Linked DNA regions of Homo sapiens: region 1 is linked to region 2. Evidence: read pairs that join two places in POLR2A ChIA-PET (ENCODE). Cell type or tissue: Panc1. All regions are shown on one strand. Each heading gives the region's core, and the rest is flanking DNA. Links, peaks and the distances in the headings are about the cores only. Region 1 has its middle 20 kb from the start of LINC01714. Region 2 overlaps PARK7 (Parkinsonism associated deglycase).

What was found. Peaks named below come from ENCODE experiments on the same cell type or tissue, not always from the same donor. Only the 100,000 strongest peaks of a DNase experiment are listed, where the experiment ranks them.
Region 1: POLR2A ChIA-PET joins it to region 2 with 6 read pairs; 3 of 35 experiments call an interaction of 5 or more read pairs at or near these places.

What each region holds. Positions count from the first base shown.
Region 1 is chr1:8,227,598-8,230,506 of GRCh38, forward strand. No RefSeq gene overlaps it. Among named protein-coding and RNA genes, the nearest start is that of LINC01714, 20 kb to the left of the region's middle. In Panc1, for the core only: no CTCF peak of the experiment used is centred there; no DNase peak of the experiment used is centred there; H3K27ac peaks cover 2,011 bases.
Region 2 is chr1:7,963,479-7,966,387 of GRCh38, forward strand. It overlaps PARK7 (Parkinsonism associated deglycase), which reads left to right. Exons shown (of 7, transcript NM_007262.5): 3 at 1,846-1,947. Among named protein-coding and RNA genes, the nearest start is that of PARK7, 3.2 kb to the left of the region's middle. In Panc1, for the core only: no CTCF peak of the experiment used is centred there; no DNase peak of the experiment used is centred there.

The DNA.
Region 1 (2,909 bases), core at 299-2,798, 260 kb after region 2:
TTATCAGAGCAGACCTGGACACAGGAGGAATTCTGTCCTGATTTAGACAGAGCTCCCTGGATGGGCAGTGGTATGATTTGGTTGTGTCCCCACCCAAATCTCATATTGAATTGTAGCTCTCATAATCCCCACATGTCATGAGAGGGACCCAGTGGAGATAATTTAATCATGGATTGGCTTCCCCCATCCTGTTCTCATGATAGTGAATAAGTCTCACAAGATCTGATGGTTTTATAAAGGGCAGTTCCCCTGCACACACCCTCTTGCCTGCTGCCATGTAAGATGTGCCTTTGCTCCTCCTTCACCTTCTGCCATGATCGTGAGGCCTCCCCAGCCATGTGGAACTGTGAGTCCATTAAACCTCTTTTTCTTTATAAATTACCCAGTCTCTGGTATGTCTTTACTAGCAACATGAGAACAGACTACTACAGGCAGAGAGCAGAGTCCTGGAGTGAGGCATCTGCCGAGAGCTGCTGTTTATCAGAATCAGATTCCCTCACCCACCTGTGTCCATGGAGCAACAGCTATAAGCCAGGCACTGTCACACATGCTGGGGTCACAGTGGTGAACAAGAGAGGCCTCATGATCCTTTTCCCCCAAGAGCTGACATGTGGATGCAGGAGACAAGCAAAAGCCAAAACCAAACAAGTCAACAGACCAATAAATGCAATGATTGCAAGTTAGCTCAGGTATTCTGAAGAAACAAGGGACTAAGATGGGGAAAGATTGAGGGGGACCTACAGAAGGAAAGGTCAGCAGGGGAAGCCCTTGGAGGATGTGAATTTCACCCTGAGACCTAAAGCAAGAGAAGAAGCTAGCTAAGCAAACGGGAGCTGGAGAAGCAGGTGCAAAGGTCCTGGGGTAGGAAAAAGTTGGGCATATTTAAGGAACAGAAAGAACAGTCTGGAAGTGTAATGGGATGAGGTTGGGGAGAAGGATAGGGGCTTTCACAGTTCTCAGCAGGAGGGAAACATGATCTGCTTCATGTTTTAAGAAGAGCATTTTCATCGGGCTTCCATGGCTCACACTTGTAATCCCAGCACTTTGGGAGGCCAAGGCAGGTGGATCTCTTGAGGTCGGGAGTTAGAGACCAGCCTGGCCAACATGGTTAGTAGAAACCCTGTCTTTAAGAATAACACAAAAATTAGCCAGGCGTGGTGGCAGGTGCATGTAATCCCAGCTACTGGGGAGGCTGAGGCAGGAGAATCCCTTGAACCTGGAAGGCGGAGGTTGCAGTGAGCCGAGATTGTGCCACTGCGCTCCAGCCTGGGCAACAGAGTGAGAGTCCATCTCAAAAAAAGAAAGAAAGAAGGAAAGAAGGAAAGAAAGAAAGAAAGAAAGAAAGAAAGAAAGAAAGAAAGAAAGAAAGAGGGAGGGAGGGAGGGAGGGAGGGAGGGAGGGAGGGAGGGAGGGAGGGAGGGAAAAAAAGAGAGAAAGAGAGGCAAGAAAAAAAGAAAGGAAGGAAAGAAAGAAGAAAAAGAAAGAAAGAAAGAGAGAAAGAAAGAAAGAAAGAAAGAGAAAGAAAGAAAGAGAGAGAGAGGAAGCAAGAAAGTAAGAAAGAATGAAAGAAAGAGAGAGAAAGAACGGGTTGGTGTGGTGGCTCGCACCTGTAATCCCAGCACTCTGGGAGGCTGAGGCGGGCAGATTACCTGGGTTTGAGACCAGCCTGGCCAACATGGTGAAACCCCGTCTCTACTGAAAATACAAAAATTAGCCGGGCATGGTGGCAGGTGCCTGTAATCCCAGCTACTTGGGAGGCTGAAGCAGGAGAATCGCTTGAACCCGGAAGGCGGAGGTTGTAGTGAGCTGAGATCGCACCATTGCACTCCAGCCTGGGGGACAAGAGCGAGACTCTGTTTCAAAAAAAAAAAAAAAAAAAAAAAAGAAGAGAGAAAGAAAAACCATTTTGCTGTTAGGTGGAAATCAGATTATGAGGGCTTCTGACAAACTCTTGACTTGCCTGGTTAACAACGTCAAGTCTCCCAGGGACTGGCCACCGTGTAGAGGGGCCGTTAGCCAAGCAGAAATGATAGCAACCTGGAAGTTAGCAACTAAGTAATCTGAGGGTTTGTTCTGAGAAGGATAACATGGACAGGGCTGGGTGTGTTTTGAAATCTTCAGCATGGGAGACTTCAAAAGGCATTGAGGAGACATGTGATTCTGAGATGTGCATCTCAAAAGGGGAGATCCAGGCCAGGCGTGGTGACTCACGCCTGTAATCCCAGCACTTTAGGAGGCCAAGGTGGGCAGATCACAAGGTCAGGAGTTTGAGACCAGCCTGACCAATATGGAGAAACCCCATCTCTACTAAAAATACAAAATTAGCCGGACGTGGTGGCACATGCCTGTAATCCCAGCTACTCGGGAGGCTGAGGCAGGAGAATCGCTTGAACCCGGGAGGTGGAGGTTGCAGTGAGCTGATATTGTGCCATTGCACTCCAGCCTAGGCAACAAGAGCAAAACTCTGCCTCAAAAAAAAAAAAAAGGGAGATCCATTCAGAAAAATTGAAATTCTGATTGTGCAATTACACATAACTTCTTTCCAATGAGGGAAAAATCGTCAGTGACTGACTATAAACACATTCCAGAGAGAGGAGAGCTGAGATTTTTAAGGGATAGGTCACTAGAAAGGAAAGAATGGTACCTAAACATGGACAAATACAAGAAACGGATAGACATCTCAGAAGAATCATCTCAGGAATTGAAAGCACAATAGAACAATTCAGGACAACATAAAGGCAAGAAGGGAGGGAGGGCCGGTGGGGACAAAGGTGCAGTGTTGCGGGGAGGCATGGGGAAAGGAGATTTCCTCTTCTCGTGAGTTGTTTCTGCATTTGTATCAGTGGAGATCTTTGGGCAAACATGGCGCGTGTCGCCATTTACAATGAGTGAGCCACAAACCTGCCCCA
Region 2 (2,909 bases), core at 203-2,702:
GTTCAAGAGATTCTCCTGCCTCACCCTCAGCTGGGATTACAGGTGTCCGCCACCACGCCCGGCTAATTGTATTTTTAGTACAGATGGGGTTTCACCATGTTGGCCAGGTTGGTCTCGAACTCCTGGCTTCAAGTGACCCGCCCGCCTTAGCCTTTTACAGTGCTGGGATTACAGGCAGGAGCCACCATGCCCGGCCCCTCAGACTCGTTTCTTAAAGAGCAGATGCTTCAAAGAAATACATTTGAAGCCCCCTTTGTAAATTTCTCCAATCCTATGCCCCTTCTTCCTTCCTTAAAGATAAGTGCTATCCTCGCACTCTTGTGTATCCATGCATGTGTGTCTTTTTTTTTTTTTTTAAGACAGAGTCTTGCTCTGTCACCCAGGCTGGAGTGCAGTGGTGTGACCTCAGCTCACTGCAACTTCTGCCTCCTGGGTTCAAGCAGTTCTCTGCCTCAGCCTCCCAAGTAGCTGGGATTACAGGTGCGCACCACCATGCCTGGCTAATTTTTTGTATTTTTAGTAGATGGGGTTTCACCATCTTGGCCAGGCTGGTCTTGAACTCTTGACCTCGTGATCCACCCACCTCGGCCTCCCAAAGTGCTGTGATTACAGATGTGAGCTACTGCACCCGCCCCCACGCATGTCTTTAAGGTAGCATTTGACCGTGGTTCTCATTTTGCGTGTTTATATATTATCTCTCTCTATCTAAAAATAGTGAACAGTGAAGTGAAGTAGAACTAACTCTGTGCCAGGCAGCATTCTAAGTGCCGATAAACCTTACAACAATGTCGTGAGTTAGATATCACCATCCTCATTTTACAGTTGAAGAAACTGAGGCACAGAGACATAAATAATGTACCCACATCACGTAGTAAGTACAAAAGCCAGAACTCAGACCCAGGCAGCCTGGCCCCAGAGTCTGTTAACCCTATACTCCTCTGGTTCTCAGAAATGAAGATACATGTCGATTAAGTTTATCCACTTAAAATTGCTGCTTGGTGTTGCACTGAATGCCACAATCTACCCATTCCTCTAATTACAGCATTACAATTCTGTAATACGTATTCTTGTGTAGGTTTCTTTGTGCAAATGTGAGGAAATTTTTCCAGGTTATATATCTAAAAGTAGAATGACTAGGCCGAAGGATAGCCTGTAGTCAGCATGACTAGGTTTTGCCAAGTTGCTCTCCAGTGTCCCAGTTTGTAGTCCCACCAGCAGTGTAGGAAAATTCCCACTTTCCCAGTGCCAGCTCTTGGTATTGTTGACTTTAAAAATTTTTGAAAGATAAAGCAGTATTTCGTTGTTTGGACTTGCATTTCTATTTTACAAAAATACCATGAGGTTTAAATGGCAACAGTAAACTTGCAAGATGAGTTATTAATAGGATGATCATATAACTGGTCACCCAAACCAGAACATTTGTGGGAGAAAGGGTGTTCCAGTCCCACAGAGTACAGGGCAGCAGCTATAAGTAGGGTCTGTCCCGGGCAAACCAGGGTAGACCTAGTTATTAAATATATTTAGCCAGTGTATTAGCTTAAATTTGGTATAGTTGTGGTGCAGTATTTCCTGTCATGTTACTTTCAAACACAGGGCAGCTGTGTAAACGTTACTCTAGCTGGGTGTGGTGGCTCATGTCTGTAATCCCAGCTACTTGGGAGGCTGAAGCAGGAGGATCATTTGAGCCCAGGAGCTGGAGGCTGCAGTAAGCTATGATTGTGTCACTGCCCTCTAGCCCAGGTGACAGGGTGAGACCCCATCTCTCTTTTTTCTTTTTTTTTAAAGACAGTGTTACTCTGAATTTATGTTTCAGTGTTCTTAAATATGATAACATCTTTCTCGTAGATTAAGGTCACCGTTGCAGGCCTGGCTGGAAAAGACCCAGTACAGTGTAGCCGTGATGTGGTCATTTGTCCTGATGCCAGCCTTGAAGATGCAAAAAAAGAGGTTTGTAATCCATACATGGAGTTATTCCTTCATATGGCTTCTTTGTTTCTTGAAATGTCTTAAGAGTGTTGTTAGCACAGACTCATTTTAGAAAATTATTTTGCTTGAATGTCTTCCCCTGACAGATTAAGAGGGTGAGGACTTTGTCTTTCTATTCTGTATCTGTAGAATGTGGCAATTGCTTGATACAGAATGTGCTTAGTAAGTGGGTGGCTGGATGGGTAGGTGGCCGGTTGGATGTGTGGCCAGATGGGTGGGTTGGTGCTTAGATGGATGGCTGCATTGTTTTCCCATCAGTATTTTTCTGGCTTACACAGGCATCCTTGCCTCCTATTACACATTTTTACCTGACATAAATCAACTGCCACATTTTCCATTTTTTATTATTATTATTTTTGTTTAGAGGAATGGTCCCACTCTCTCCCCTAGGCTGGAGTCCAGTGGTGCAGTCACAGCTCACTGCAGCCTCAACCTCCCAGGTTCAAGCAATCCTCCCACCTCAACCCCCCACGTAGCTCGGACTACAGGCATGTGCCATGCCCGGCCATTATTTTTTCTAAAGATACTTTCAGAGTTCCACTGTAGTTGTGTTGTTTTTTCAGTATCGTTGGAATTATGGCTCTTACCTTTAAGGACGATGGACACTTTTGGAAGCTAGCATCCCTTTCCTCAGAAACATGCTCCCCCACAGGCGCTTTTGCACACTCCGTCGTGCGGTCAGCGTGACAGGAGTGTGGACTGTACCCTCTGACAGCAGGGTCATGGCAGGAAAGGAGGCAGAGTCGGCTCACAGATGGCTGGTTGCACACTGCTGAGGAACCTGGAGTGCGGTTCCCTGGGCCGAGCTGTCCTCAGATACATAGGAAAAAGTTTAATCCTTTCTAATAAGTTTAGATTTTTCATTACTGGATTGTAGAAAATTAGACTGTTGGTATTTACATGTGATTTGTTGAAACAAATTA